4 separate regions of the Mus musculus genome follow, and all the other regions are linked to region 1. A link is a loop called in an ENCODE intact Hi-C map of the cell type or tissue named here. Cell type or tissue: left cerebral cortex. All regions are shown on one strand.

Region 1 (8,000 bases):
CCCAATCTGAATAAAGAAGAAAAAATAGAAAGAACATAAATGATCCAGAGCCTTGTAGATCTAGCATCCATGTCAACATATAGCAGGAGAGAGAGAGAGAGAGAGAGAGAGAGAGAGAGAGAGAGAGAGAGAGAGAGAGAGAGAGAGAAGATGAAGTGGACGAGAAAGCAACGGAAAAACTAAGCAATGGAAATTCCCAAACGGAAAAAGACAAAACCCTACAGATTCAAAAAGAAAATAGATCAGAAATACAATTAACTGTGAGAAATCTAGGCCAAGAAATGTCACAGTCAAAATTCTGAAAAATGAAAAATGAAATTTTTAAAAAATCTTAAAAACAGTGGGAAGGAAACACATCCCCTACCTACAGAGGGAAAATAATTCAAAGGACTTCAGGGTTTCCCTTAGATACCATAAAAGAAGCAACACATTAAATTTTTTTATTATCTTATTTTATTTTGGGGAGCAATGAGAAAAGAATTGTTAGTTCAAAACACACAACCCAAAATATCCTGTAGAACAAAGCCCAAGGATTGAGAAATTTCAAGATATTGAAAAATAAGGGAATTTGTCACAGTAAGACACGACATTAAAAAGACAAATTCTATAAACAAAGAATAAAAGAAGTTTAGGACAGAGACAAAGGAAAGAGCAATGGGCAGAGTACAGCTGTGCGTAAACGTATCTCCTTATTAGATTATCCCAATTATGTTTAGTACTGGAAACAGAAACAATGAAACTGGTGTGGTTCTTAGAGTATTTACAGGAAGTATTTAAGACTGTATCCAAGTGGAAGTGAGTAAAGGACTGTGAAGGAAAGTGTGGTCCCCAACTTTCTCTTGAACTGGTAAACTGTTGATACCCATAGAATATGATGGACACATAGTGAAATGTCTAGAAGGACCACTAAAAGTGCTATGCAAAAAGAGGCATCCTGAGACAATATAAATGAATAAAAATGGAGTTATAAAATATGTCCGTGTGACCCCTAAGAAGACAAAGAAAAGGAAACCAAAGGAAAAAAAATAACAGAAAAATAAAACTAAAATGACAGACTTAACATAACAATAATTACATTAAATGTGAACGGTCTAAACACACCAATTAAAAGGCAGAGATGGTAGCTTAGGAAAAGCAGCACAAACTCTAAGCTTATGCGAAACAAACAGACCATTATGTGGTTACCTCCTTCAAATGCTACTGTCACATGACCTTCCTTCCCCTTTACTTTTTCTTCCATGTGCCTTTGGTTTCAAACCTGACTTTGATGGCTTAAATAAGCGCAAAGCATGGCAGTACAAGAACAACACTGACTTGGGTGTTGGAGCATCTGCCGTATGTGCTCTTGTCTTCCTAGCTTCAGATGAGTAGTTCAGAGAAAATCAACCTTCATCTTCCATACATTCTGTTTTTTCAGTGTCTTCTATCCTTTGAAGTTGAGCCTAAGCATCACTGGCTCCAAAATGCTACACTCTTAGTGTGTCTATCATTGTCCTAACACTTCATAAGGATTATTAATGATCTGAGTGGAAGGAACTAACATTATCCTCATTGTGTGGTGATAATAAAATCACTACTTGGAAAAATGATCTGTCCACTCTCACACATCTCACCTACCCAGGGCACACCTGACTCATCTAACCCTAAGGCATGAACTACCAACCTTTGTGACCACTAAACTTGCAGAAAGGTTTCCTTCTGCTGTGGGACCATGAAAAAAGCTCAGAGAAAGGCTTTTACTAGCCAAATATCCCTGAAGAGTTTTAAGAGATTTGTTTTTCTTCTCTCCCCCTTTTAGACATAATTAATCAAATAGCCAACCTGTCCCTTCCTTTCCTCAATGAAACATTTCTAAAGGCGTAAGCTAGAGGAATGGGTTGAAGGAACACCACCTCGTCCCTCCCAGGGGCCCAGTGTGGGATGACATTTGGTTCATTTGTCATCATATTTGATGTTTCCACATTTCATGGCTCTGTTTCAGGCCAAAGTCATCAAGCAAGCAAACCATGGGGGGCTCTCTTGTTATATCCATACTCTTGAAGGGCTATTGTTCCATGCCACCTCAACTGTAAGGGATCTGGGTCAGCATTTCCCCCTTTAGGGCTTTCATGAGGTGGAGACTTTCATGTCTCACCTTGCAGAAAGGGAAGGAAAGGGCAGAAAGCTTCGGAGGTGGTGACTAAAACAGCTTTGAGATCATGCCAAGGCCCAGTGGCATGGACTGGTTTTTCTCTCTATGTTTCCTGGAATGAAAAGCGAATTTTTCTAGCTTCTCTCTCCCTCCCACATCCCCAACCATCTCTCAGCTCCTGGCAGTGCCAGTGCACACATCCAGGGATAACGCTCAAAATCGCCTCCTTCTCCTTTGACAATAATATAAGGCAAACCATTTGGCATTCGAGAGGCACCCCAGTTGCCTGACCCCTGGCAGGGTCCCAGGGGATTTGTGGTTGACAGCTAATCAGAGCCCTGGCCATAGCCATTTCCCATGACATAGCTGGAATGCTCCCACTGCCCGTCCTTCAGTTACTCGGCCAGGCTGAAACTATTTGCTCCCCTCCCACCCTGTCCATCACCGTCCTTCCTCAGGCTGAGCCTCCTTACCACCCGCTGGATAGACTCTCAAGGCTCTGCATGGGAGAGCAACAAACGTCGCTCTGCTTTTATTATTGACCCGCAACCCACCTCTTGGACTCCTACAACCAACAGGCCTCTTTCAAGCATCCTCCTCTTGAGCAATGATAAACTTCAATGCCAGAGGGGTAGAAAGAGAACAAGCCACTCTGGGCTAACCAGACTGGTATTAGAGGGGTGGCCAAGCGTGGGATTTCCAAGTGGTGGTCATAAAACATGCATCGTTGTTATTTATGGTTAATCTGCCTAGGAACTGGAAATAGAAACATTTCACCGCTCTTCTTCTGCAGGCAATTCTTAGCTTACCTGGGGATGGGAAAGTCTTGTTGATGACAAGCCAGGTGCCATATTCTGCCCAGGGGCTGAATGTGGTGACCAGGAGCCAGACTGCCTGGGTTCCTGCCCAGCTGCACAGACTGACTAGCTGGGCGATCCCAGGTAATTTATAGAATGTCTCTGGACTTTAGCCTACCTCTCTGTACAATGAAGGAAATCTGAGGAAAGGACTACCACACGCGCCTGCCATGGGAACTGTGTATATTTGCAAACCAGTGCCTAGCACATGGTGAGTGCTGCTTCGGTGCTCGGAAAAGAAATGCTATAATGAGATGTTCAGCATAGATATGCAAATGTGACATTCTGAACATTTTCATGACTGGATAGCATTACTCGGCATTCTTTACTGAGGATGCTCCTGACATCTTGGGAGTCTTACAGAGCTTCCTGCGGTCAGAGTAGGGTTTGATGCTGCTTCGCCTTCTGTTACGATAGTGGGTCTCAGTCTGGGGCCCCTGCCCACCTTGGAAAGTGGAAAGAAATTCAAGGCCCTCCAGCTCCACCCAGAACTCCTGACTCAGCCATCCTGGGACCGAATCCAGGAATTTGTTGTAACAAGCCCTCCAAGAGACTGGGAGGTAGGATGTTTAAGATATGCCCTAGATCACCAAGTTCCCATTTGAGGGGGAGAAATAAGGTCCCTTCCTTCCTGCCCCAAGGTCATTATGCAAAGTGAACGTAAGTGTAGGGCCACAGCCACTTCGGGTGGATCTGTATAAGCTGTTCTGTGCTGGATGTTGTGGGAATGTCGACCATGGAGGAGCATATCCCCGAATTGTGTAGAAAAGCCAAGTGTGGACACAGTTACCTAAGACATGGACCACCCTGGAAGTCAACACATCAAGATCCAGAGGCTTCGGGTCAAAGGAAGCCAGGCCTGTATCTCTACAAGTGAACTTGGGGAAGTCACTTAATCTCACTGTGCCTGGCTCCCCTCCTCTCTGAAACTACTCTAAGGATGAAATCAAGTCAGAGCCATGGCCTTGTAGGTAGAGACACAGGGCTTAGTGGGCTAGGGTCAGAATGAGCATCTACTACCAAATGATCCATGATTCATCTCATGATGAGGATGTTGCCTCTGAAGGAGGAAGCTACAGGAATGGGACTTAGACCCAGGGAAATTCTCAGAAGATGGACACGAAGGAGGAAAAACAGGTTGCTACAGATTATTAGAAAAGGAAATTATCAGGTAAACCAAATCGACTCCATCTATAGGCTCTCTGCTTTGCACAAACTAGCCTTAAGCTAGGGAATCCAACAGCGAAGATGGCCCCCATCCCAGATGTAGGCTTTTGATGTCAGGCTCTGCTCGCCTTTCCCCCTCATGACTCACATATAGCGGGGAACAGCTGAAAAATATTGACCTTATAATTTTCCCACAGTTCCCTACTGCTCTGTAGTCTCAGAACTGCATCAAAGTAAGTGCACAGATAGGATGAGCTATGAGCTCAGAGTGCAACCGCATGAGCCTTTGGCTCAGAGCTGGGTAGGAAGATTGGATGGGATACTTCATTCTTATCTGTATAAGGAGACACTATATAGGTATTACTCTCCTGAGCCACAGAGGGACGTGCACATCTTTCGGGCTTGTCACTCTCAGGCTAATTTTCCTATAAAGTCTCTACGACTTTTGCCCTGTTAAGTCTTCCAAAAGCTTAGGTACAAAGGGGAAGGGGAAAAGGGGCATGGGAGAAGGTAGTAGACCCATCTCCAGTGAGCCCTGACAGTCCTGAGCCCACCCGTGTCCCAGTGATTTATACTCTGGTAAGATTTTTAGCAAATCAAGATGCTTGAGATGTTCTCTTTCAAAGCAGGGGAAAGCAACCCCAGACATCTAAACAGACCACATACTTGTGAGTCTAGCCTATTGTTTTAGAATTTTTGTGGAAGGCCTCTAAATGCCACCCTCAGACTCCCCACAGAGACTGTAACTGTACTGAGTAACTGTAAGGCAGAGAAGATGGGATGGAAAGAGTTTCTTTGAATCCAACTCCCTTAGAGAAAGCGTTCCCTCCAAGCTCAAGAAGCAGGGTGTGGCAGAGGACCATGGCACCGTCACCAGCAGGAGCTGCACTATCCTAGGTCCCATGCTTTGCCCAATCGTCTGAAGTGCCAACTTCCCTCAAGGCCCTGGGGGTACACTCCTACTCTGCCCCAAAGTATACACCATCAAGTGACCTTGGCTTCTTCCCATTCTCTCTGAGTTGATCTGTCACCCATATGACTCAGTCTTGTTCTGGGCTGTCCCCAGCTAGCCCCCTTCCCTGATGGAATGTGGCTATAGTTCTCTGGATCCAGGCAGCCTTTCTTTCCAGCAAGCCTGAGTCAGGAGCACTGATCCTGGCTCAGTGGCCAGCTGTCTACTTCAGTTAAACTACAATCCAGCTAATAGCTCTGTCTCCAGGGCCACCTGTTTGATATGGCACCCCAAAGGTGGATGTGTGTGGGGGAGAAATATAGACTCAGGCTCATTGTGCATGCCACAGCAGATACTGTGCCACGGTCTCCAAAGCCCAACCAAAGCAAGCCACCTGCTGGGCCACCCGGGCTGCCTGTTGTTCCAGCTCTGCTCACTTCTGCCATCTTTCAAACAGGTATGACCAAGCCCTACCTTCCATACTCTGTAAGTATTAGGGAAGGCGATGCATATCTGTAAAGCAGAGAGTAGATTAGTGTGCTGGGCAGGGGATGGCCTTTCAGGAAATGCCTGACCCATTGGCCTTTCCAAGGGGAGGTGCAGGCTGAGAGGAATTGCCTTGCCTACTCTCCAGGGCTGTCGGAAGCAACAAACCACGTGGAATGCCCTCTGAGGGTTGCCTCAGGCTGGTATATAATACCCTCAGCGGGCACTTGCCTAGAATGAGACAAGCCCTGGATTCCACTTCCAGGACTGCAAGGTAGAAGAGAGTGAAGGGTGGACAGAGGGAGAGAAGGGCGAGGGGAAAGGTGAGTTGTGAGGAAACAGAAAGTGGCCGTGATTCATTCCTCACTCTGCTGAGGTTAAGGACACACTCTGCACCAGGCTCTACCCTAAGTGCTTTCAGTTTACTTCAATCACTTTCCATCACTACGACAGCCCCAGCACATAGATCCTTCCACTGCTCCGTTGATTTACTCACAGACTCCTCCATTCCTGCATGCTGCTCTTTCCCCGGCTGTCCACATGGCTCCCTTCCTCTGTTTGCCCAAGTCATCACGGTCACCATCTTGTGAGACCCTTCCTTAACTGCCCTATCCGAAACCACCCTCCACCTCCTACCCAAGCCTCCTCCTGTGCGTGTTCATCCCACAGGGTACTTATAGCCATGTACACTCCAGCTACCCTGTAGTTCACTGTTTCTCGTGCATATGCCTCCCCCATTAAGAATCTCACCATATGGGCCATTTGCTCTGATCTGCTCCCATCTATGTTCTGAGGACCTAGATCATAATGGTTTCTGAGGGACTTGCACTGAGCAGTGGCTCAGAAGACAGGCGTTGACTGAAGAGAGCCCCTCTCCTGACAGCAGTCTCCTAACTGGCATGGAGAGAACGTTCAGTCTTTGTCTAAGAAACTGGCAGCACTCAGCAGCTGCCCCGCTAACACTCAGGTGCCTTTTGAGGCCTTACCTCAGTGGCTCCCTGGCCTTAACGAATTTGTTCTTAGTAGTTATGGTTTATTCCATAACTACTGAAAGCTCAGCAATGTTTTGAGGTGAGTCTTCCTCTGCAAGAAGGTATCTGTGTGCTCTCTGCCACATGGAGAATCTGGAACATTCTCCCAAAAGCCTTTCCACACAATCCCACATTAAGAAGACAGCTATTGGCCAGCATGGCCTGAGGCTTGCTTGGTTCCAGGCTATGCTGTAACATAGTACAGAAAGCACCCCACGTCATTGTCCTAGCTAGCTATCAATGCGCCCATTGCAAAGATTAAAACAGCATTGGCCCTGAAAAATCTACCCAAGCAGTAGAGAACTCAAACCCAGGCAGGCTAACTTCTGGTATGTTGTCCTGCTGCCCCAAGGGCCAGCCACCCAGCCCCTCTCCAGTGGCTCTGTGCGAGTACAGCTAGAGATAGGCCAAGGCAAAGAAGCAGCAGAGGGTTGTGAACATCAAGAAGTGCCCTGGCCCAGGGCCAATCCCACTCAACTTACCTGGAACACGACTTCCTGGCCTCATGCCCTGGAGACTGAGTTTCAGTGTTCTGTTCTTGGTTATGAGAACAAAGATGAACTTGACAACAGAGTTCCCATAGGGGTTCTTCATCCTCTCCAGCAGAGAGCCTTTGCCCCTGCATCCCAGGACTCAATCCCTCATGCCTTTCTGGGTCTCTCATTCCAAGCGCAGGTCACCCCTTCCTACAACTCTGGCCTAACAAGAAGTCTCTGGAAAGCAGCTACGTGCCTTTGGAAACCCAAACCAAGTAAGGTGAAAAATAACTTCTTAGAAAATAATAAACATTCGGCAGTCCCACTTTCTATTGTTTCAAGACAGCAGAGTTCCAGCATGCAGGGACTGCTCAATAATTTGGTTTTAAATTTCTGGGCCTTGGAGACTTCTGACAGGGGAAACTGCTCTCCACCAGCCAGTCGATAAAAATAGCAAGCGTTTACTGAGCCCGTGTTAATTAACTGCTGTGCAGGCTACGAGCTCTACACTCAACAGCTCCACGGGGCAGGTGCTAGGATCTCCTACTTGAAAATAAAACCAAACACAGAAAACAGGGCCCCTCTGAAGCTGGCCAATCTCAAAGTGGCCAGGTTGGGATTCAAACCCAGGCCTGCTTTTCATTGTTGCTTATGGGTTTGAATGTCTTACCATGAAGTAGAAATGGGATTCTCAACGTGACCTTTTGATGCTATTTGGAGGCAGGGCCTTTGAGTGGTACTAATTCATATTAAACTGTGGCTGTAATAATGGTGGCCTGGTGATGGCATTAGTGGCTTTATAAGATGAGGAAGACACAGAGTATGGTAAAACACACAGAGAACCTCAGCAAAGGATAGGCTCAGACAGAAAAACTGCCCTGAGTTCAGAACCCCTTGAAC
Region 2 (8,000 bases), 77 kb before region 1:
ATTGGTGAATGCCCAGTATGTGGCGGGCCTTATAGCATGTGAATATTTTCTGATATGTGATCTCATCTGCTACTTGCAAAGAGTCAGCATTTGGATTTTTCTCTTTATAACAGATACAACAGAGGCAGGGGGGCCGGAGGAGGGTGGGGTGGGTAAGCACTCTGACTCTGGTCACAGAGTTGGAAAGAGACAGAGGCAAAGTTGACCGACATCTTGCGGGGTTTCATAGATATTGATTCAACAGTTGGCCAGAGCTTAGTGTTCCTGTTCCTCGTGCCTGCCTGCTGCTACATCAGCTCGACCCATGTCCTCTCTCTAATCTATTGTCCCGGGAGATGGAACTTCTTTCAGTATCAAATCCAGTCTAGGCACGGCAGCCGGGTTCTAGGGATATTCCTGTGATAGGTTGGACATTGTGCATAGATTTCCATACTACCATAGCTTTACGGCAGGGCAGCTCTCCTCCCTCCTTGTTTTAACAGAAGGGAAACTGAGAGCTTTTCGGGCTCTTCTCCAGCACTTAGTAAGCTGTTTGCTTGGCTGGACACTATGAATTTTTATCACCCATGGTTACTACTTCACTTTATCTTTCACACTTTTGCTTTTAGAGAGGTGTGAGAAATATTAATATGGCCCTTAAAGAAACAGAATTCAGAGGAGAGAGGTTCACTTCTTAAGCGGCCCTATATAATAATACCGACAGAAAGATTCAGTCAGCTTTCAGCCTGCGGACACCACCCACAATGCTCAGAGAATTAATTCCACAGAATTGAAAATGCTCATAAGACTCTTCCACACCTGCCCCAAATATGTTCTACCCAAGGTGTTAGGATCAAAATGACAGAAGCAGCATCCCCTACCCAATGGATACCATCACACTGAGCAGGGCCCAAAGTTCCAGGCATTCTTATGGCCTATTTCCCCCTTTTGCCCCTCTTGAGTAGCCTGTCTGTTATATCCTGGTGTTCCCAGAGGCTCTAAGCCAGTGACTCTTGAGAATACTTTTGAGTCAACAAGTCACCAAAACCATCATCCTCTTTTAGATTTGACCTTTTCCATGACCTTGCACTCAGCCACATCAGGCACACCCTGCTTACTGCTAGGGAGTGTAGAGGACAAGCTGGCTTGGCCAGGACATCCTTGGTTCCTGGGAACGGAACAGTTCTCTTTCCATGGCTCTGAGCCAGTGTGAAGGTGAAAAGTGTCAACCGCCCAAGAGCTTCACAGGAGCTCACAGATCTCTTTCTAAAACGACATGTATCTCTTTCCCTTTGTCACTTCCGGGGGACGGGGGAGGGGGAGGGCGGAGAGAAAGAGAGAGACAGAGATACATAGAACACACAGAAAGACAGAGACAGAGAGACAGAGACATAGAGAGACACAAAGGGAAGACTCCTATGAAGAGAGAGAGAGACAGAGACACACAGAGAGAAACATAGAGACAGAGAGACAGAGGCAAAGACAGAGAGACAGACATACACAGAAAGGTAGAGAGACACACAGACAAGAGAGATAGAGAGACACAGGCATAGAAGAGACACACAGAGAGAGACAGAGAGAGACAGAGAGACAGAGAAACAGAGAGAGAGACTGTGACAGAGACAGGAGACACACAGAGAGATACAACGACAAAAGCAATAGAGACAAAGGACAGGAGTCAGAGAGAGATTGCTGGAGACAGAGAGGGTCACAAACAGAAATGAAATACATAGACACGGGGAAGCAGAGACATGAGACAGATACGAGAGACACATAAAGAGAACACACCACACACACACACACACACACACACACACACACACACACACATACATTCAGTAGTTACATCAAAGGAAAGGCAACTAGAAAGTAACATGTTTGAGCAGAGAATGGTCCCTGTTAACTTCTGGAGCCTCTTAGTGGTAAGCTCAGCAGCTTTCGATGTCTGCTGCCTTTGTGTGGGATAAGTGTCTTTCTCCATTGGCCAGGTGGGGAAACAGAGGCTCACAGAGGAAAAGCAGCCTAGCTAAAGCTCACAAAGCTACAAACCTGGTCTAACTACAGAACAGTGAATAAAACCCAGGTTCGCCATGACATTTACTGCGTGGCTTTGTCTAGAGTTGGCTGCACGCATCTGGAGAGTCTTCAAGGTTGATTCTTCAATCCTGAACCCAGAGTTGATCTTTGCTTCCCTTTAGCATGAAGTGATGATATAGGCAGCCAGGGGAAGATTTGCTTTTTAGTGAAGTAGAACTGAATCCTTCAAAAGATACATGATCCCAAAGTTAGCATCCCAAGGTGGGTGAAGTACAAAAAGAGGCAGTTTCCAAAATAAGAAATTCAAAATTAAAACAGCTAACAACCACCATTCTTGAAACCTACAAAGAAAAAAAAAACCACTTAAAAATAATAGTTCGGTATGCTTAAAAACACATGTAGAAGTAACCACTCCTTATATAGTCTAAACTGCTCACATGTTCAGCCTCTTTAGAAGACAATGTGCCAGGGCCTACCACTGATAATCTCTACAGCCTCTGACAAGTATCTCAAGTGTTCACCCAAGGAAATAATTATGGTTTGTTTTTTTAATGAATTGATAAGTTGCCAATAATAATATAAGCTTTAACGTCATCCAAATGTTCAACAAAAGACAGAAATTAATAAATTATGGTTACATTTATGTAATGGCATCCTTGGCAGATCTCAAAAGGCATTTTGTAGAAGATGATTTAATGGCGTGGGAAAGCACCCGTGATATATCGCTATGACAACAACGTGCCATTTGTGAAGAGAATAACAGATTAAAATCCATGCCTAAAAAAAGACAGAATAAATAAGCAGAGTCAACATGAATAGTAATTATGCATGTTGCATCCTTTCTTTGTGGCATATCTTCATAAAGATGTCCATCCTCTTCTTTATCCTTTCAGCAAATGTGCATGTGAAGGTCGACGAAACACAGTGTATCCAGACAGACAGAGGATAGCTAGGCAGCTAGGATAAAGAACAGAGCCGACCAGCAGCCGGGGAGGCAGCCACAAAGTGCTTGATGTGCAAGCGTGAGGACCAGAGTTCCATCCCTTCTGTGCTTGTTAAAAAGCCAGGTGTGGCTGTGCATAACTTATAATCCCAGTACTGGAGAGGCATAGACAGGAGGATTCTTGTGGCTGGTTAGTCCCAGTCTAGTCAGCAAGTCCCAGACCAGTGAGAGACTCTGTCTCAACAAATCAAGGTGAGAACTGACACCTTCAACTGACCTCTGCTTTCTGCTCCTGTGTGCAGCCATACACAGATCACAAACACGCACACATGAACATGAGAATGAAAAAGCAGATTATCACCTCATAAGGGCAATGGGCCTCTGGGAAATTGATCCACCTCTAAATCCTCTAAAAACATCTCAGGAGGCAGAAAGAAGGTCACAGGTTCTACTTCAGTCCAGCGAACCGTGACACTGTAGCCTTCCTGCCAGCCGGCTGCAGGCTCACCGACAGGCATCCAGGTATTTGAGCTTTTCCCAACCAGTGACATAAGTACGCTTCCGGATATATTCCAATAGGTCTAAGTTTTCTAGGAACCTCAAACTTCAGAGAAAAGGAAGTGGGCTGTGTTGTAATTAGCACCGTACAATCACACAGTCCTGGCGCTGAGGGTCTGCACTTCTGCACCTGCGGGCTTCCCAGCCTTGGACTCTCACCAGCAGCTCTGAAGTGCAACCAACGAAAGAGAGCACGCTCAGGCCAGTTGCTGCCAGCACTCGGGGCATCATACCGAGCAAGAACACTTGAGGAAAATTATTTAGCTATGATCATTATTGGCTGCTTTTAATCACAATAATGAACTAATGCAGCAGTACTTATGCTTGGGCAAGTCAAAGAGTATCCATTAAAAATCTAATTAAAAGCCAGTCCTTAAGAAGAACCGTGGCTTATTTATCTCTCTATTAGGTAATAGAAACCACTGAACGGTACAGCTTGGAAATTTTCCACTAGTCACGCTGGTAAGCAGTATTCCCTTTTCGGTTGTAAAAGTACAATAAATCCTGCTTTAAGGGAACTCCTGCTAGGCTTCAAGAAGAGAGACGAGAAAAGGAAGAAGAAGGGGAGAGAGAAAGAAGAAATGTTAAGAATAACATTTCTATCCTGCCATTTTCAACAAAACAAAATAACCCAACAACCCAGGTATATATTTCTATAAGAAAAAAAAAAACCTTACAGACAACAATCTGTTAATAGTCAAATGAGATGCTTTCGTGTGACAATGAGAGTGACTGGTGGTGGGCAGTGTGGATAAGGAATAGCCCACGAAGGGCCCCAGATAGCTGTGCTAGGAGGTTCCCAGTCCCCATGGCGCAGAGCCAGCGGGGTGAGGAACAACCTTGCAGATGCCGTCAATCCCCATCTGGTCTAGGCTGGAGCAATGACGATGTGCCAAGTTGAGCACTGGTCCTGCAGAGAGAGAGCCACCAGGCAGGATGTCCAGGAACTCAGCCCTGTGCAGGGTGATCCTCGAAGGAGTGTGTGTCTGAGGCTCTGGAGCCTGGAAGGTGGCTGACTTCTGCTGGATGCCCATGAACAAGCGTGTCTTCTGTGCTGTTATGTTGTTGTTGGTAAAGAAGACAGTACAGAGCTATCAGGCTACATGACCCCACCTGAGAGTTACAAGAGGTTTGGTATCAGAAAAGAAGCAGAAGTAGTGAAGAGGAAGAGAGACATCGGCAGAAATAAATATGAAAAAAAAAAACTGTAGTATAGTGACTACATACACAGGATGATAAAAAATAAATAAATAAATAAAAATCAGCCAGAATGGGAACTAGACCAGACCACAGAAGCATGTGTGCCCTTCTGAATTTGAAGTGGTGGGGACCCATGAGGAAGACTACAGGCAGGGTCAGGCCAAGATCAGAAGGAGATTTGAGAAATGCTGCTCTCTGAAGTTTGCTAGATACGAAGGTTGGGAAAGGCTAGGAATTATGTAATGAAACCAAGGGACTCGACTGCAGACCAGAAACCAAGGGGAAATAAAAGATGATTTTACTGACGAGTCAGGGAAATCTCATTACACATTGGGGAAAATGGAGGTTTGAAGTTGATTCTAGGGTTCGAAGAGAATGGGTGAATGGACAGGATCCAGACAGAATGAGAGGTGTTTGGGCACTCAAGGGGTATGCCCAGGAAGTACTGGGATTCATACTACATTCCAGGGGAATCCATATAATGTGTTAACTCTCCTTTCTCTGGCTGCTGCTGCAGGGTAGACATCTCGCTGCAGTCCTGGGCCCAGTGAAAGGGACGATTTGGCCACTGCACAGCTCTTTCCACTGTCACAAGCCATCTGTCGCTGGACCATATGCTGAGAGAGGACTCAAGCTGGAGGCCTTGGCTAAAACCCTCACCCGGGAGAAACAAAAAGGCAAACTGGGACTACTCGCTTTGCTGGCTCAGATGACCTTTCGGAACAGGTCTGAACTTTTGTCGGCACGCTATCAGTATTTCCATCAGCAAGTATTCAACCAGCTAATGTTTGCCAAGTGGGAAGACCGAGCTCTCCCTTCGGCATCGGGGTTTCTGTGCTAATCTGACCTTCCAAGGTATTTAAGGATGCAAAGGCCAGATTCATCACCTGAGTTCCCCAATCCATCGGCTGAATGCCATAGGCCTGTCTACCTAGGCTCCCTCACTACTACAGAGGAGCTTGGAGCTCTAACCTTCAAATTAACCTTCAAAGGTTTTTAGATTCTCATGTTGCTTTGACCATCATCAATTCATCAATCAACCTCCATCTTGAAAAGGCAGAGGCCACAGCACTAGGTATGTAGTAGCATTTGGTGACAGAAGACTTGAACTCTGGCTTCCTTCCTTCCTACTCAGGGCAAGGTGCTTAAACGGCCTTACACCTCAGTTTCCCCATTTTAAAGTATGTTATATAAGAGGCTCTATCATATAGGAAACATGTCTCAGAGACCCATGTATGATTTTAGCTATGAAATAAACACATAGTGAGTCTTAAGGTCACTTGCTATGTGCACATGGCTAATTGCTGATTTGTGTGGTTATCACTGTCAAAAATGCTTACTATACGGAATCTTCCAGAAGGTTCTGTGTTAACTTCTGTCCGTAAGAGGGGCCATTGTCACCGATACAGAACAGTATCTCTGAAGCAGCGGATGAAGTCATTTCTCCACACCCCAAACCTCTAACACCATCTTACTCTTTTAAGAGGTTGTGGCAGGAGAAACCCAGAGTTTAATTAAATTCTTATTTTGAGCAAAATGAAGGAGGAAAAAGAGCCTTCCAGGGGAAGACAGCTCATAAAGCACTGATTACTGTGTCCAGGGCACACCGCATGATCAATGGCTATAGTAGAAAAGCATATTACAAGAGGGGTTTTTTTCCAATGTCGTTTCCTCCCTTGGGCTCAACCTTCTAATGAATGTACAGGGTTAGGATTCTCTGTGCTCTGCATTTCTCCCTAATGGCACCAGCCTCAACTCCAAGGGAGGTTTCTTCAGTGGCCCTTTGATATAAAGTCATTGTCCTGTATAAACCTAGAATCTAGGGAAACCATGGGGATTGAAAGTCGGCCTGGCCTGCCCTCTCACATAGACCTTGGATTCTTGAGTTACCAGTAGGACTCACAAGTCTTGCTTTCTCAACGGTCTGTGAGGTTGAGAGGGTGGGGATGGGGCAGGCAGGGGAGAGAAAGGTACTGCATCAGTATGGTGAAAGGAGGAAGGGGGAGAGAAGACAGGTGCTGAGGTCTCAGAGTATCACAGAGACCCTAGAAGGCAATAAAAGCTCTCTTTGATGTTAGGTGGGTCGTAGCTGGGCCAAAGCAACACTAGAATAGCTCCGTTTTGAGTGCCCAACAGCCAAAAGGTCCTTTATGAAGATCTATGAGAATGACTAGAATCTCATTGCAGAACTTAGGAGGGGGAGAGGAAGTGGGTGAGTGCCCTCTATCAAGACAGAAGGTGTTCCCTACATTTATGGGGGCGTGTCGAGGACTCAACAGCAAAGAACGAGAGACATTGTTGAAAGCTCCATGTGGCCCGCTCTATGCAAAGAATACACCATGCAAAATGCAGCCTCTTCTTTAATCCTCACACCCACTCCACACTCACTTGTGTGCGGGGGGCAGGTGAGTGGGCAGGGAAGTCACCAGGGGGGCAGTGACCACAGTGCCACTAGACTAAGCAGTAGGAACTCAGATCAGTTTTCCAGTTGAGTGACCTTGAAGAAGCCACAGAAGCTGCCCAAAGTCTAGATGCCTTATCTATCAAATGAGGCTCATAAATAGCCACACTGGCCTTCCCTGAAGGGCTGTGGGGATGGAAAGACTTAGGCCCCAAGGACTCCCACCAAAGTCAGCAGCCTCATCATTCAGTTCAGCTCCACTGCTCCAGAGGGTGAGCACAAATGAAGATATAACTTATTATTCAAGGCTAGGAGTCTCCGATGGATCAAATGGAGCCACCACACAAGTGACAGGACTTGCCTGTTTGGAGAGGTTTTACGATCCTGACATCACCACTCATGGAGAGGTTCAGGAGTGTTTCTTGACTCCAGACAGCAGAGGTCAGCTGGAAGCAGAAGGGGCCCAGCCACAGATGATAAAATTTACTCCCCATCACCCCTCCACACACAGCTGTGCCACTGGCTGGAGTAGTCCCTTGGGCATTTTCCCTGTCCATCCTGGCCCGAGTGTCTGGGATGCTTATCCATTTTTCTGTCTGTAATGCTTTCCCCTCTGAGCTAGAGATCTCGCTACTGTTCCTTCTGCAGGAGTTCAAAGAGTTCCCGTGAAGGTCCATCAGTTGAGATGCTGCCCTCCTCCACAGGCCACCGCAAACACACAGGTAGCTACATGTGGCCTGAATGCTGATCTGATGACCACAGGCCAGTCTTACATACATGATGTTCACCACCATGAATAAGTTCAACCTTGCCTGTGCCCTCATTCCCATAGGAACACTTCTCTTTTCTGTCATCATTTCTTGTGAATCATCATTATTCCTC
Region 3 (8,000 bases), 84 kb after region 1:
TGGCTTAGATCTACTGGTATAAAAGAAAACTTCAAGTATTTTCGGTAAAAAACCCTTAAGTATCTACACTCTTTTCTTGTTCAGGGCTTTGAGAGTAGGAGGAGCTAAGTGACTCTGAACAGAATCGCTGTTGGGAAGAGAAACGGTTTGAAAAGTGGAAGTGAAGGGACTGCATCCAGCGATCACAGGAAGGCGTGTGATTGGGATATGCCTATAGTCTTGTCCTAAATGTGGCAGGATTAACAGGTCATGGGACCTTTAAAAGGCGGGACCAAGTGGGAGGTGATTATGCATGGAGGCATGGCTTCTATAAGAGCTTGACACTGATATGGGGAAGCACATTTGCTTTTCTGGCTCTCCTAATCTCTGGCTTTGTGTCTCCCTAAATTAGCTCTCCTCCTCATGTAAGCCATGACGTCATCCACCATGTTGTTAGCCTCCAAAACTACCAATCAAATCAACTTCTTTTTATAAAGTACCCAGCTTCAGGTGTCTTATTATTGCAATAGGAAATGACATAACATGGAGTGGCACCTAACTGAGCCTGAGGTCCTTTCATGGAAGAAGAGAAGAATCCCAAGACTTGAAACGGACGATTACCCTTCTCTTTCCCAGTAAGCCCCCAAGAAAATAAGCCAAGAATAAAACACTCAGAATGGAAATTATCAAACTCCATTTACATTTTAGGCTGTTTTAGAACAGAGCCAATACAAAATTCTATTATGTAACACAGAGACATGGGTTAGGGGGACCCTGCAGTGTACTACAGATGGCATAGCCACCATCTACTTCTTCCGTGGTTAATAGCAAATATATTGCATTTTCCTATGTTGTGTCACTCAGTGTGACTGAAAGCAGACTGCTTGAATAGAAATCAGAGCAACAGCAGTGAGGATTCATAGCTTTATAGATTGTGGCATTTAAAATGTATATGCCTGTTCTCTCTCTCTCTCTCTCTCTCTCTCTCTCTCTCTCACACACACACACACACACACACACACTTTCTCATATAAACATGCACACACCCAGACTCTTTTCTCTCTCTCGAACACACTTGCGCGCGCGCGCACGCACACACACACACACTCATTCTCCTCTCTCTCTCTCTTTCTCTCTCTCCCACACATATAATCTCCTCTCTCGTGAGTGCACACACAAATGCACATGAGCACACAAAGAAACACGCAAATACACTCACTCATGCACACACACTTTCTCACATACACATGCACACACACACAGACTCTCCTCTCTCAAGCACACATGCATGTGCACACACACTCATACACACTCACTCGTGCACACAAACTCACGTGTACCTTGCTTACTCTGACGCTTACCAATGACAGACATTTCCCATCTTACCACCCAAGTATTCTCCAGCTCTCATGTAACACAAGTCTGATCGGCAACCTATCCTGTCCTAGAACTCAGGCACCTCTGCCAGTCTTCGCTGTATTTAACCATGGCTATAGTATACCGTACTGTCTAATATAACATGACTGGTCGCAGGCTGTAAGAATGGAGATGGTATATACTTCTCCCGGGTCTCACATGGAAACCTCCTGTACCCAGTTTCATTTCCTCACTCACTGACATGATACATTTGCACACTGCAACCCAAGATAGAAAGATGTCAGCATCAAGGCGTGGAAGAAGCCTGTCTCTGAGTGTATACTTGGAAGAGAGGCCCTAACAGGAATGTCATATTGAGTTTGTAAGAATTAGAGGTAAATTTCCACGTGCTAAGTCGCTGAGATTTGAAGGTTTATCTAGTACCGCAGCTAGCATTACCCACCTACTACACCAAAACAGACCAAGAGCTCAGCAAGTGCAATCCCTTAGTTCCCCAGGCACGCACGGTATTTTGGCCTCGTTCACCACTCCAAAGCAAAGGCACCTTTGCCAGAATATTTCCCTGAGCCTTCCTGGACTTGGATGGGTATGAGAGAAACTATTTGCAGGGCCATTGGTAAAGCTCGCACTTCATCTGGTGTCTGCAGCACAGGGCTATGAAAACAGGGTGGACTTTGATGTCAGACAGACGTGGCTGGGAACCTTACCCAGCCCTGACAACTCTTTGGCTTCAACTCCCTGGGCTTTTGTTTCTTCATCCGCAAAATGAGGGTAATGATACCTCGTTGTTGCTTGTTGTAATTTGGCAAAGAGGGTGGAATAAAAGAAGCCATCGCTTGTAAAACACACACACACACAGTCTCTGGTGTCCCCGAAGCACTCTCTAATTCCCCACAACAACCATGAAATTAACAAATTAACAATTTATTTACCCTTCTAATCAGAAAAACTAGGCAAGAGGGACCTTTTCCACACTGGACCATGTGTTTATTTTTCTATGTAAATGTTGACTATTTCACAAAGACTATTTCACTATTTCAACAAATACTTCTGTTTTCTTGGGTCACAAAAAAAAAAAAAAAAAAACCAAACACTTAAATTGTAGGAATCTTGAAAAATCAAACTGTAAACAAAGACAACGTAATTTTTAATAACTTTTTTCTTTTAGGAGAAACAAATGTTTTTACACTAGTGACAGCGAAAGCCATGCTGGAGTTTGATCCAGAAGAAAACACTTGATCGCCGTGAGGCTAGGACCTTCCTCGTTGCCCTGTGACCTTAAATAGAAGGACTTGGTGGGGAAAGGATGATGCATCACAAAACAAGGAAGTTGGTTCAGGCAGGCCGTCCTTTTCACCCAAACAAGTCTATAAAGGAGACTCGTCTCAAAGCAAGTGAGCTTTGGCAACAGCACCCAGGCGCCTAAGCAGAGCGGTGTTTCTCCAGGTAAGCTGGCAGAGCAATGATCTGTTGCAGTCCCAACCCCCAGTACAGCAGGAAGCTGAAAAGTCAGGGCAGCGGTGCTGCAGGGGAGGCACAAGATGAGAGGCCGCCCACCACCGGCATGACTAAGTGCTCTTGGGGACAATCCCCACTCAGAGGGCAGAAAGCAAATATCCAGATGTTATGAGCTGTCAGACGTGATTAACTGAGGAAAGGTGAAGCTGCCCACTTAACCATCCGAGCAACCTTTCTCATCAGAACGACCCCAGAGTTCTCTGCAAAAACATTCACTGGCGAAATAAATGGGAGGCTCCGCCCAACTCCAGCGTTTGCTGCCCACCCTCCATCAAGTCAGAACAGCGGCCTATTTTAAACCGGTGGCAACGTGTTCTCTCGTGGAAACGTGTGGGTTTCCTGAGACAGGCTGGCGCTCCGAGAAGCAGGCACGCGGAAGGCTGCGCCCACTCGCCCATCCTTCCTCTCCCACAAGAGTAGAAGCAGGAGTTCCAGGAGGAGCAGGGGGGGAACTGCTGCCATCTTCCATGGCATTAACTCACTCTTCTGGGAAAGGAGAAGCTGAGGTCAGGTTAGGAGTGTGGCCCCATGTAAAGAAACTAATGGATACTGGGAAGAAGAAACCAAGCCTCAGATGCTGGCCTCTGCATCTTCTCTAGAACCTAGAACAGGAGTTTAAACGGATCTCAGTGTCTATGTAACATACTTCAAAGCAACTTTAAATGTAGCAGAAAATATTTCTTCGAACGCTGGAGACTTGCTTTTACCAAGGTCACAAAACCAAAAAAAAATTCAGAAAGCATTTTTTTTTTTTTTTTTTTTGGACACCAGGTTGTGTTTGACTTACAATCTCTCCAGCTGCTTCAGATCCTGGAAGGCGCCTCTCTCGATGATGCTGACTTGATTGTCTTCCAGATGCCTAGAATCAGAAAGGCAGCCAAGGTCAAGGACCGAAGAGGGATAGGGGTCCTCATGGGGGGCACTAGGCTGTGCACTCATATCACATACTCCCTCCTAGGACCCCCTAGGAGGATTCAATTGGAATCACTCTGATGGGACAAAATAACTCACATCCCAGTGTAGTGTCACGGTAAAAAGGGATTCAACACCCGCACACTTCTACCTGACAGATTGGCTTCCATGTCTCTATTTTAAGAATGTTACCAGCAAATGTCCCCCAGAGCACTGCAGAATCATGCACAGAAGCAGAGGGGGCAAAGCTGCTCTTTGGGGAAAAAAAAATGCAGATTCAATACCTCTTCTTTTGGAGCTCCTCCTCCAAGGATTCCAAAATACTTTACTGAAAAAGGCTTTCCCTGCTCAACCTCAAGGGTGGAGTCACTGTGAAACAGCACCGTGGCTAAGACATCTAGTCTGGACCCAGGGATTCTCTCATGTAGGGCCAGGCTCATCCAAACCTCCTAAAGATGTTCACGAAAGCTGTTCCTATGTAGGCTACATCTTTGCTGAACCTTAAGTTCTCCTGGTAGATGATTAAAAATCTTAAACACTCTGCATGAATTGGATCCATGCATGCCGCATACCTTGAGAGTCGATGATACAATGAAACATTTGTTTCCCTGACTTAAAAAAAGAAAGCAGATTAAAATGGATTAGTAAATAATCATTAGCTGAACATTAGGGACAACTGCAAAGATGATGTGGGAATCCTGAGTGGGGAAGGGGCCAAGAAATGACAGGACTGCAGTTTGGGACATGCTGTTGTGATCGGAGGTTGTTTCTAGGAAGGAGGGAGAATTCAGGAACGGTCCCAGTTCTCCTTGGGAATGGAGGAAGCATGCCCTTGGCTAGGGTACATCTTCCCTCCAAAACAGACCTTCCATGATGGCCGTACCTCTTGGACTGTCCTAACCGTCAGCATGGTGGCTTCAGGCTCAACCTTTGTGCTTCATTTCCTCATCTCTTCCCAAGGAATAAAGGATGGACCCTGTCTTCATCATACTCCTGGACCCAGCACAGTGTCCTACCCTAACAGCCTACTGAATCAGAAGCACAGCCGTGGGCCTAGCACACACTGGTTTCCCATAAAGGAAAACGTGGGTCAACAATGTGAGGTTTCTATCAGGGCACAGAGGGGTAATTGGTTGGCACAAGTATTTAAATACATTTGTGTTTATAAATGTTAACTGGCCAGAAGGGCCATTCTATTGGCCAGACTCTTCAACTCTTCCAAGCTCCACTTATGCGACTTCTGTCCTGTGGAGGCCAGCTCCTTCCAGGCCACTTTCTTAACAGATAAAAATATAGTAGCTATGAATTTGCCCAAGGGGAATCACAGAGCTAATGAAAGGATTTCAGGCCCCCAGTATACTTTTAGGATAATGGCTTCCAACCTCCCCGATGCTGCTTCGACCCTTTAATAGGTACCCCATTTTGTGGTGACTTCTAGTCATAAATTTATTTTCGTTGTTACTTCATAAGCAAATTTTGCTACTGTTCTGAATCGTAACGTAAATATGTTTTCCAATGGTCTTAGGAGACTCCTGTGAAAGAGGCTTTTGACCCCCAAAGGGGTTACAATCCAAGGCTGAGAACCACTGTTTTAGGATCTATGCTTGATTTCTATTATTATTATTAATTATTATCATTACTATTATAGTTACTATTGTTTAAGTCATTTAATTACTTTACTACTGATGGAAGCTTCCCCCCTCTCCTCTCCCTCCAGTCTCTCCCTCTTACCCCCCTTCCCCTCACCCAGCCCTCCTCCCCTTCCCCTCAGCAAAAGGGAGGCCTCCTATGGATATCAACCAGCCATGGCAGATCAAGCTGCAGTAAGGCCTGACGCATCATCTTCTATTGAGGCAGCCCAGTTAGGGGAGAGGGATCCAAATGCAGGCAATGTAGTCAGGGACAGCCCCTGCTCCTGCTTTAGGGGACCCACATGAAGACGCAGCTACAGAACTGCTACATACGTGCAGGGCTGCCCTGCCTCGTACTAGATGGTATAGTATTGTATTGGGCGAGTTACTCTTCATCTCTAAGACTCGGTTTCCTCATTTGTAAAATAAGACACCACAGCAGCGCTTGTAAGAATAAAAACGGAGTAAGTAGATCATCAAGCCTGGTGAAGTCATAATATATTTTTTTTATTTTTAATGATTTACAATTTTTAATGACTGCTCCTCCCCTCGTCTCTCCTCCTTCCCTCCATTCTGCCATATGGCAAGGAAGCCTTGGGAAACTAACAGACTTTAAAAATTAAATTAGCACATTTACTAAACAAGGTGTCAGTTCAGTACCAGTGTCTGGGGATGGGATGGGGGCGTTGCTCAGCCAGACTAATAATCAATCAACCAACCAGAGCTCACTGTTATTATTCTCCAGTTAGGACAAGGACTAAGTCTTAGGGTGAGTACCAACCTCCACATGTATGGAGGAGCCTAACTCTGGCCTCCTATAATGCATCTCTCAGTTTTGTATTCATTATGCAAGGAGTGGGATTGGGAGACTTTCCTTTCTACCTCCTGACCAAACCACTCCGGGCTGCCTGCGTCCCTCTCGCCAGGTAGTCCTGCTCTACCTGGCCTCTGAGATCCAGTTGCTCCCATTGCTCCCCCAAGGCCTCTAGGCAGTCATAAACGGCTCTGTCATCACTCGCCTGTGGGACTGCACCATCTCTTCCTGGTTTCTCTCATGCCACCCATACTTCTGCAAATGTCTCCTCATGTGCACCCTGGAGCATCCTCTCGTTCCTTTTGGAAAAGTATCCAGGATCCTTTTCAGATCAACTTCCTAGACTCATCAAAGTCCGGGCTCATGCCTGGCATGTGAAGGCTCAATAAATACCCCTGATGAACCAAAGCCAATGGATGCAAAACCTGCATGAGACAGGATCTCTAAGCAGCACCACAAGCTAAGGACATGTAAGTATACTTGGCTCAGGCCTAGTTTAGTAGCCAGTTACATGAGGAGGATGTAGGATCAAGGTCAGGCTGGGTTCTGGGTTCCCACAAGGGCTGCCCATGGCTGGTGTCTGTTCTGAGTTAGGGGGGAACACAGACTGTGTTCATTTTCAGTTCTTTGGTGCCTTCTGCTCCCCCCGTCTTCTATAGAAGATTAGAATCGGAAATGCTCCTCATGTGATGATGGCAGAGGCGGAGTTTAACTCTTTTATTAACCCCATTTGGGATGAAGCTGGCTCCCACATTGTGAACACAGTTAGTCCTTAAATGGATTACTGAGAAAGAGGATAGAATTGATAGCAACAGAGGAGCCTTTCCTCAGCTCCCAACCTGTGGGCTAGAGGTGACTGTCAGTGGTAGGCAACTCCCACACCTCTGTTTCATTTAGGGAAAAATCACCCTGGGATGAGAGTGAAGCTCACTGTCTCTGCTCCATGTTTACCCATTCACCTGTACCACATTAGCAGATAGAAAGCATTCTGCATGAAAATGGGGGGGGGGATGGGGAAGGCAAGCTCAAATTATTCAAGACTATTGAGTCTTTTATTGCTCCACCATAAATTGTAAATAAGAAACAGACTAGGGGAATATGCCAGGATGTGATGAAAGCTTTTCAAAAAAATAAAAAGGAGTCCTCTAGGTTACTTAGTCGAGAAGAATGGATGGAGGGAAAATAGTTTAAAACATTTGGATATTTTATTGGTGTTAGAAGGCCTCTCGGCTATCCCGCCTAGCAGATTTCTTTCATTGAGTTAAAGAGCCACTTGAAAGGGGCTGTCTTTGAGCTGATAAGGCAGATAATGAAACAGATACATTAATAGTCGATAAAGAAGGGGTAAAGGCATTTTGGCACTGCTTATCAAAATAGAAGAATGCAGCAATTAACTGGAAAGATAAACTGTAGTCAGAGAGATGTTGTGGACTACTCGGAAGACATTAATGTCATCTTTTGTGATTATTTTAAAAGTTTCTATTTGTAGGGAGCAGATATGGAAATTGGAATTTTTATTAGTCTCTCTGATGCAGCAGTAGGAAAAATCAAAGGATTATTTTTGACTCGGTTAGAAAATGAAGCCTTAGGTGAATTTTGACTTGTATGAGAAAAACATGTCTGACAGACACAAGCGGAAGAAATGGGGGAGGGCACAAAGCAAAAGTCTAAACACAGTTTTGCTTTTTAAATCAGCAGATGACCTGGAAACAGGAGTCTCCTGCACCTCTTTTTTAATACAAAGTGCCCTAAACTGAACCAAGGGATTC
Region 4 (8,000 bases), 90 kb before region 1:
GCCAGAGCCATCTCGCCAACTCTCTCCCATCTTTACTGGCGATTCTTCTGCCTTTAGTGGTTCCCAGGAGGCTTTCCCGCTACGCACTAGTTTGCTCTGCCTATCTGCCTTGCGTCCCCTCCTTTCCAGCGATTCGATGATGCCTTTGTCTGGGGGGGAGGAGTCCTCCAGGCCTGGGTTGTCACACCATTTCTGGCATGTGGAAGCCAGAGATTTAATGAGGCAGGAGCAATGATTAATAAAAGGAGACTAATGTTCTCAAACCAGATGCAACATTATGCAGGCATTGCCATCACTGAGGCCGTGTACCCAGAAGGTACTCAGTTTCTCTACAGACTCAGTAGTACTACCAAGTGCTCAAAATGGTACAGACATCTCAGTCTTTGGATATAAAATGCAACGTTGGGCCTGAGCTCCAATTCAACATTATGCATTAAATGCCATGGGCTTTTATTTAAAAAAAAATCACTAGAAATGTTCACTGCAAACTGAATAAAGAGAACTAGATAATCTTTCCAGGAAGGCCAGCAGCCCATGAGAGGCCACCAAAATTAGTATGGCGGGGCAGGCTGTTTCCTATGTTACTGCAGACCGATGTCGCATGAGCCCTTTGAGGCCAGATGAGAGTGGTGACAGCTGGAATGAAATTTCATTGACTTCAATACACAACAAGGACAAAGTCAAATACAGAGCTTTAAATTTTCCTATAGGTAACTTCTACCTAAACGGTGACACAAGTGTTATAGACTAGATTTCAAATGGCAAGCGGTAGGATTGTTACAAAAATATAGAGTTCTTGGGGCTTTTATAGGTCCTAAGATAGCCAGAGAAGGTAACAGAAATCAATCTACAGATTTACGGGCTCAGAAATGCCTTTCTTGGCTTTTGTTCTCTTATGTTATTAGCCTCTCATGGGTGATACCCCACCCTCCATCCCCCCCCCCCCCAAGTAATAGAAATACAAAAGGCCAATTGGCAACAGAAGTGGAGAGCAGGAAAGGATGATACCACAAAATGTAGAGCAGTCCAAAGGCCAGACTGTCTGCATCATATTCTCCCTCGTCTCTCTCCACATAGTCCAGTTCAGAGCCCCACACTCCCCATAGGATACTGGGAAGGTGCTAATTGTCTCAAGATTTATTGCAGTGGTAAGAAGAAGTGACATTAAGCCATATAAACTGGCATTCGGGGCTGAGGAACGACAAGCAACGCGATTAAATCTGTTAGACATAAGCCTAAGTTTGGAAATGGGTGAAGAAAGAGATACAGTGAACACACTGTGACATCCCTAGGATGGGTGTGAGGCATTGTTTATGTTTGTGGTTGTTGGCTCTAACTTGACCATGACACGCAGTTTCGTGTAAGTGGGCTTCCCAGGGAGGTGCCGCCTTTGTGTGTCACGCTTAGACGATGGTAGAGTTGAGCTGCTCCCTTTTGATGGCCCCTTCCTCTCCGTTTTTCCTTCTAAGTAAATGGGAAGGCTCCACAGAGGACATGAGGAAGAGGTGTATGTGAGGGAACCTGCCACAAAATGACAGAGACTCATCAGGTGATCCAAAATTTGCTGGACCATCCGGATCAGTGTCAGTGTCCTCTTCTCAGTGTCTTGACCTACCTAGAGGACAGTCACATAGCAGTTGAGGATGCAGTGTTTCCCTGATGCACAAACATGCAAAGTGTACAACCTCCTTCTAGGCAGTAATCACTGAACTCTGTCTGCCTGTTATGTTATATTGTTTGTCCAAAACAAGGTCACTTCTCACTTCTCCTTATATTATCCATCCATCTATCCATCCACCCACCCACCTAACCCATCCATCTATCCACATACCATCAACCCATCCATATACTATCCATCCATCCATCCACACATCCATCCATCCACCCACCCACCTATCCATCCATCCATCCATCCATCCATCCACCTACCCATCCATCCATCCTTCATCCATCCATATATCCATCCATCATCCATCTACCTATCCATCCATCCATCCATCCATCATCCATCTACCCATCCATCCATCCATCCATCCATCCATTCACCCACCTATCATCATCCATCCACCCATCTGTCAATCTGTCCGTTTATCCAACATCCATCCATCCATCTGTGAGACCCCGACTTAGAGTGTTTCTCCCTGGAAGGTAAGACCCCTGGACGTTCCCTAAGCTTGTTTTCCCTGATCTCTAAAAATACAGCCAGAAAGAAACTCTTTGTTCTCTATAGCCAGCAAAAAGCCTTTTTGTTTCTGTGCCTTACAGCCAGACATGTGATAATTGTAGGAAGACCTACAAGGACATGGAGATAGATGCCGGAGAAGAGGCTGCAGATCACTCCCCACCCTCGCCAGAAAGGAGTTGTAGCCAACACTCCTCCCAACTCCTCCCAACTCTCCTCCCAACTCCTCCCAACTCCTCAGCTAGCTGTTAAAAGCCCCCTGCTGTCACTGCTCGAGGTTGAACTCCCCTGCCCTGCTAGGCAGAGGCACTAAGAGTTCGTCCTCAGCTAGCTGTTAATAAAACCTCTTGCAGTTTGATTCAGGTGTGGTTTTCTCTCAAGTCATTGGGATGCTGGCCAGCTCATCCCGGGACTTGAGCAGAGGCCCAGCTTCGGGGGTCTTACACATCCATCCATCCATCCATCATTCTCTCCCTTTATATTCTTTCTGACCAACTCACCAAGCACAACAGAACTTCAATGTTTCTTTACCAGTACAGGATCTGTACAGGGAGAATCTATTCATTCTTCAAGCATCCACCCTGCATCTCTAACAGGCAAGCACTGTTGATTTTGGGAACAAAGCAATCAGAGAACCAACATCATGCGTTTCCTTATGAAATTTACAGCCTAAATAGATATATAAATAAATAAGCCAATTAATGTGAGGGATTTACCTTCCCCCCCCCCCCAAAACCAAACCAAACAGGATACTATGAAGTCCATTACAGTATTTTAATTTTTGGTAACCACACAGTACTGTTTTTATTGCTCTGACTACCCACTGTAACATAAGGTACCCTCTGTGACTAGGAAGAATGTACTAGATAGGAGGCGATGGCATAGGTGGTACATCCATATCACATCTACCCCTTTCAAATAACTGGCACTCACATGGCAATGCCATCCCTTGCCCATTTTGCTGGTCTTATTTCTCTCATGTTGTGCGTTCGATTCAGCATCACCCCAGGGCTCTGCTCTCTTACTGTGTCTGGCCTGCTAACTACCATCTCTTACTACAATTGGATTTATCTGAATGTGTTCTTAGAAACCAATCAAGATCTGTATTTGAATCATAAGAGAAGAGAAAGAGGAAGAGGAGGAGGAAGAGGAAGAAGAGGAGGAAGAGGAAGAAGAGGAGAAGGAGGAGGAGGAGGGGGCACAGAAAGTCGGCTGGTTTTGTAAGTTCATGTCAATTTCTAAATGTGGTTTCAGAGATAAGAAAAAGTTGACTTTTAAGGCCCTTTCAGAATCACAAAGGGAAAAGGGAAATCCAGATACTCAGGGATCAAGTTAGATTCGCAAAACCATAGAAAGGGGTAAGGAAGGGAAAGGAAAGGAAAGAAAAGAAACAGAATTAGTTGTAGATTGTTTTTTTTTAATGGCATTGAAAACAAACCTAACCTCCCCCACCCCCAACTCCCCAGTTCACTGCTGGTCTGCATATGAAAGAGTAAATGGGGCTCTGGGTACAAGTCCCTGCTTAAGTTTCCTCCAGCCCAGGAGAGACTCCAAAGAGGAAATGAATCTCCGTGGGGGTCCGGCTTCTGATTAGCTTTCACCTTCCACATGAGGTGTCAATCATGTTAATTGGAATCAATAGACAGCCATTCAGGGGCCTGGGATAATTAAGCAAGCCATAAAGAGTAGGACTAGAGTCCCCTTTAAAAATTAAAAGGGACCCCACTGTTTGCTAACATTTTAAGCCACCTTGGCCACCTAAGCCCTGTTGTGATTTAAACCCACTGATCAAAGAACAGCCTCTGCTTATCCCATGGGAAAGGAGCAGACTCACCCTTCAGAAGAAAACTTCCATTACACTCCTATGGGAATCTAAACTGGTGGGTGGTAGAACCATGAGTCAGACTGTTCTGCAGAACTGGAAACAGCAAAGGGAGACAGGGAACAACTGTATAGAACTAACTCTAGGCTCTTGCCCATCCCAGGCTCGTACTCCCTGGTGTCTCCTAGTCAACTGCAGAATGCATCGTCTGTGACTCCCTCCCTCTCCAGAGGGCAGAGCACAGTAAACTTCCCAGGACCAGAAGGAAAGAAGACACACTGACAGCAAGTTACAATAACCGGACATCCCCAGCTCCTTTCAAAAAGATGCCCCCCCCCCCCGCCAGTGAACTGCTTCACAGAAATTCATATGCATTTTTATGTCCCTTTTAAAACTTGAAAGGGAGCCCACATACCCCGCCCCGTGTTTGCCTCAAGATGGAGAGGGCTCCTTCACCCACATGGCAACATGAAAAGAAAATGAAATTCTGTCCCAAGGCTCATGATTTTTTTTTTCTTCCTTTTTCCTTAGTCAATGAATGCCAGATGTTCTCACAAAACGTCTTCATATCTTCAGGACAGCCTGCGAGGATTCTATTTATTATGGCTCAGAGGCCAAGAGGCCATAACAGATTTACAAGGTGATGTGGTTCTTCTTCGTGTCTCCTATACTTAGGGATGAACGCAGCAGCCAGCGTCAGAGACAGCTCTTCTTTCTATATAATTTACTTCCCTGAGGCCAATTAGTCAGGTCAGATCAAGAACAGAGGTGGTTACCCCCTTACACCCCCTCAGGCAGCACCAGGCTTGCAAAGGTGGGCTAAGCCACACAAGGCTTTTTTCAACTGCCAGGAGAAGGAAGGCTGAAACTGTAAAAAAGAACCAAGAGTGTGAGCATCAATAAAGCCATCTGTCAAGGATGTGTAACATGTGGAAGGGTCACCCACTCCTTGGCCTTGGCCTTAATGAGGCTTTGGCCCGAATAAGCCGCCTTATTCCTGGCCTTCCCTGGCCTTCCTGAGCAGAAGGAAAGTGGATTCTTCCACACCACTTGTCTTAGTCAGGGTTTCTATTCCTGCACACACATCATGACCAAGAAGCCCTTGGGGAAGAAAGGGTTTATTCGGCTTACACTTCCACACTGCTGTTCATCACCAAGGAAGTCAGAACTGGAACTCAAGCAGGTCAGGGAGCAGGAGCTGATGCAGAGGCCATGGAGGGACGTTCCTTACTGGCTTGCTTCCCCTGGCTTGCTCAGCCTGCTCTCTTATAAAACCCAAGACTACCAGCCCAGAGATGGCACCACCCACAAGGGGCCTTTCCCCCTTGATCACTAATTGAGGAAATGCCTTACAGTTGGATCTCATGGAGGCATTTCCTCAACTGAAGCTCCTTTCTCTGTGATAACTCCAGCTGTGTCAAGTTGACACAAAACTAGCCAGTACACCACTAAAGTTTCTGCTCAGACCACTGCTGAAACACACTCTGGTGGCTACAAATTCAATGGGCCCTTTCATGACAGCGCCACCCACCCCCATACCACAGCAACTTTGCTCTGTTTCAAATCAAAGAGGGATGCTTTGGGGAACCAGAGTAATCACCTCACTCCCGAAACACTGCAAGTCGCCTGTGCCCACTGGAGAGCAGGTAGCATTCGGTCTAAATATCAAAGTACCTCAGCAGTAAGGACTGGATGTGTCCTCCCAGAATAAGACCCAGTATGATCAGTGCTGGGGAAGGGAGTAGTATACCCATGGAGTGATTTCCACACCGGGTCAATGTTCTGAAAAAAAGTTCGGCCACTAGAGCTGGCCACAGTTTTCTAAGGTCCCCAGCCAAAAAAGGCTCTATTTTAATTCAGCTCTAGAATGAATGGAGGGCCACAGATTCAGCTGGGAAAACAGGTTTGCATCCTTTTCCAACAAAAGGGAAACACCAGTGGTCTATGAGATTTGTTCGTTTGTTGACAAGGTCTCTCTACGTAGCCTTGGCTGTCTTGGACCTCACTGTGTGGGCACTAGGGTCCCAATACTCCCCTCAAGAACACACCCTCCAATAACCAGACTTTCTTAGGTCCTACAATCTTTTGCCACTCGGCCTACTTCTTAAGAATTTATTATGTCCCCGTAACACTATGAGTTGGGAACCACTTCTTTTATACTTGTGTGTGTGTGTGTGTGTGTGTGTGTGTGTAGCCAATCAAGATTTTTGACAACTGTATTAAACGTAAGGCAAGTAGCATTTTAAGTACTGTGGGTATAGATCTAAACACAACGAAGTCCTTGCTTTCTGGAGCCTTCTATCACATATGGAACAGATGGATAATCAAATAAATTTCAGGTAGTGATGTGTTCTAAGATAATCAAGACAGAATAAGATGGTAATGACTGGCTGGGGATGGCCTTTCTGAGAGAGTGACATTTCAGATTAGACTAATTAAAGTCAAAAGAGTTGGACCCATGGCACTGAGGCAGTAGCAAGTGTGGAGGGCTTCATCTGCAGTAGTATGAAGCTGGAGTTGATTCTGCAAATCATAGGAGACCAGGAAGACAAGCTTGGACAGACAGGTACAACCCAGACTGGCTTGTTTCAGGTACAACTTCAGAGGAACATAGAGTCTGAGAGGTCACTTGGGCAGTCTTCATAAGTCCAGGAAGGTGCTGCAGAGCCTTGGCTGGGGCAGCAGAATGGGGCAATCCATCTCGTAAGGTAAAGAACGTGATGAAGAAAGACATGGTCTGATTGGGAGGCAGAGCTTTGCTGTGAGCAGCTGGAGGCTTGCTTTTCTTCTTTTCCTTCTCTCCTTTCCCTCCCTGGGGATTAACCACCCAGGACCTTCGGAATGCTAGGCACATGCTGGCCTCTTATCTCTGAGCCACATCCCTAGCCAATCTTCACTTTTTCATAAGCTCAGTGGGTTTCACTTGTGGATTATGGACTGGGCAAGCTTCCCGGCCAGGAGAAGCAGAGTCCAGAAGATTCCTCAATTACTATGGCAGTTTCCATCCTGTCTGCATTCCATTAAGCCATGTGTGTTTATCCATATTCACATCTCCACGTGCTGCCTTCCCAAGCCACCTTTGGAGAGGCCGGGCATAATTGATTTGTCCTTTCAACATGTGTTGTTAAATTGAGTGATTTTGACATCACATTGCCATCAATAGGGAGGTTTGACTTACAAATTATTCAGTGCATAGAATGGATCACTGGCTACCTCCCAGACATGCAATCCTTTCAGAGAGAGAGAGAGAGAGAGAGAGAGAGAGAGAGAGAGAGAGAGAGAGAGAGAGAGAGAGAGAGAGGAAGAGGGGCTCTGAGTGACTTCAGCATCAGCTGCTGGCTTCCAGGACCTGTGCCTATTTGAGGCAGAATTCCTGCCTTTCTTGCAGCTGTGGATTTCATGGTTTCTACTTCACAATCACTTTAAGAGACAAGGGAGCAGATTGGCGGAGCTGATGGTGCCCCACAGCTGACTTCACAGTCCTGGAGAGAAAGGGGGTACCCTAGCAGGGGAGGTGGCCTGGGGCCACAGAAGGAATGCCCTATCCAGAGTCAAAACACTCCCAGGTCTTCCTGGCTACCCATCAGCCTCCCACATCCAAGTTGTGTGACCTTGTTAAGTGTCTTAACTTCTCCCAGCCTCAATTTTTTTCAAGCTATTAAATAAAACACCATTTGCCTTATCTGTTCCCATAGCGACAAAAGTAAGCATGGCAGAAGTGAAATGGTATCAGTAATTTGAAAACAATGCACTCGCTATTTCCCCATTGTGGTAATCAGGATTGCACACACACACACACACACACACACACACACACACACACACGTGCCAGAGGCCTGAGATTTGACGGTCTCCGTGTAAAATTCATGTGGCCCACAAGGGCAGGAGTGCTCATAATCTTCTAGCCATGTATATAGAAGGCTAGAGGCAAAGCCTATGGGGTCTACCATGTGGCTCCAACACAAGGCAGGAGAGTGTCCCTAGACAGAAGCAGAG

What was found. Hi-C counts contacts between places; a loop is a spot of excess contacts. Peaks named below come from ENCODE experiments on the same cell type or tissue, not always from the same donor. Only the 100,000 strongest peaks of a DNase experiment are listed, where the experiment ranks them.
Region 2: it touches region 1 in a loop (2.1-fold over the local background); 2 of 42 quality-filtered maps call a loop at or near these places.
Region 3: a loop joins it to region 1, with 7 times the contacts of the local background. A loop is called at or near these places in 2 of 42 quality-filtered maps.
Region 4: a loop joins it to region 1, with 2.2 times the contacts of the local background. A loop is called at or near these places in 2 of 42 quality-filtered maps.

The regions. Positions count from the first base shown.
Region 1 is chr11:35,257,131-35,265,130 of GRCm38, reverse strand. The region is part of intron 4 of Slit3 (slit guidance ligand 3); the gene reads right to left. Among named protein-coding and RNA genes, the nearest start is that of Gm46277, 27 kb to the left of the region's middle. In left cerebral cortex, no CTCF peak of the experiment used is centred here; DNase peaks (open chromatin) are centred at 2,272, 3,283 and 7,605; H3K27ac peaks cover 2,891 bases.
Region 2 is chr11:35,334,077-35,342,076 of GRCm38, reverse strand. All of the region lies in intron 4 of Slit3 (slit guidance ligand 3), which reads right to left. Among named protein-coding and RNA genes, the nearest start is that of Gm46277, 50 kb to the right of the region's middle. In left cerebral cortex, no CTCF peak of the experiment used is centred here; DNase peaks (open chromatin) are centred at 2,384, 2,690 and 4,427.
Region 3 is chr11:35,173,516-35,181,515 of GRCm38, reverse strand. Slit3 (slit guidance ligand 3) reads right to left here. Exons shown (of 36, transcript NM_011412.3): 3 at 3,662-3,733. Among named protein-coding and RNA genes, the nearest start is that of Gm26070, 37 kb to the left of the region's middle. In left cerebral cortex, no CTCF peak of the experiment used is centred here; DNase peaks (open chromatin) are centred at 383, 2,939, 3,213 and 4,039; H3K27ac peaks cover 1,800 bases.
Region 4 is chr11:35,347,315-35,355,314 of GRCm38, reverse strand. The region is part of intron 4 of Slit3 (slit guidance ligand 3); the gene reads right to left. Among named protein-coding and RNA genes, the nearest start is that of Gm46277, 63 kb to the right of the region's middle. In left cerebral cortex, no CTCF peak of the experiment used is centred here; DNase peaks (open chromatin) are centred at 4,113 and 4,389; H3K27ac peaks cover 441 bases.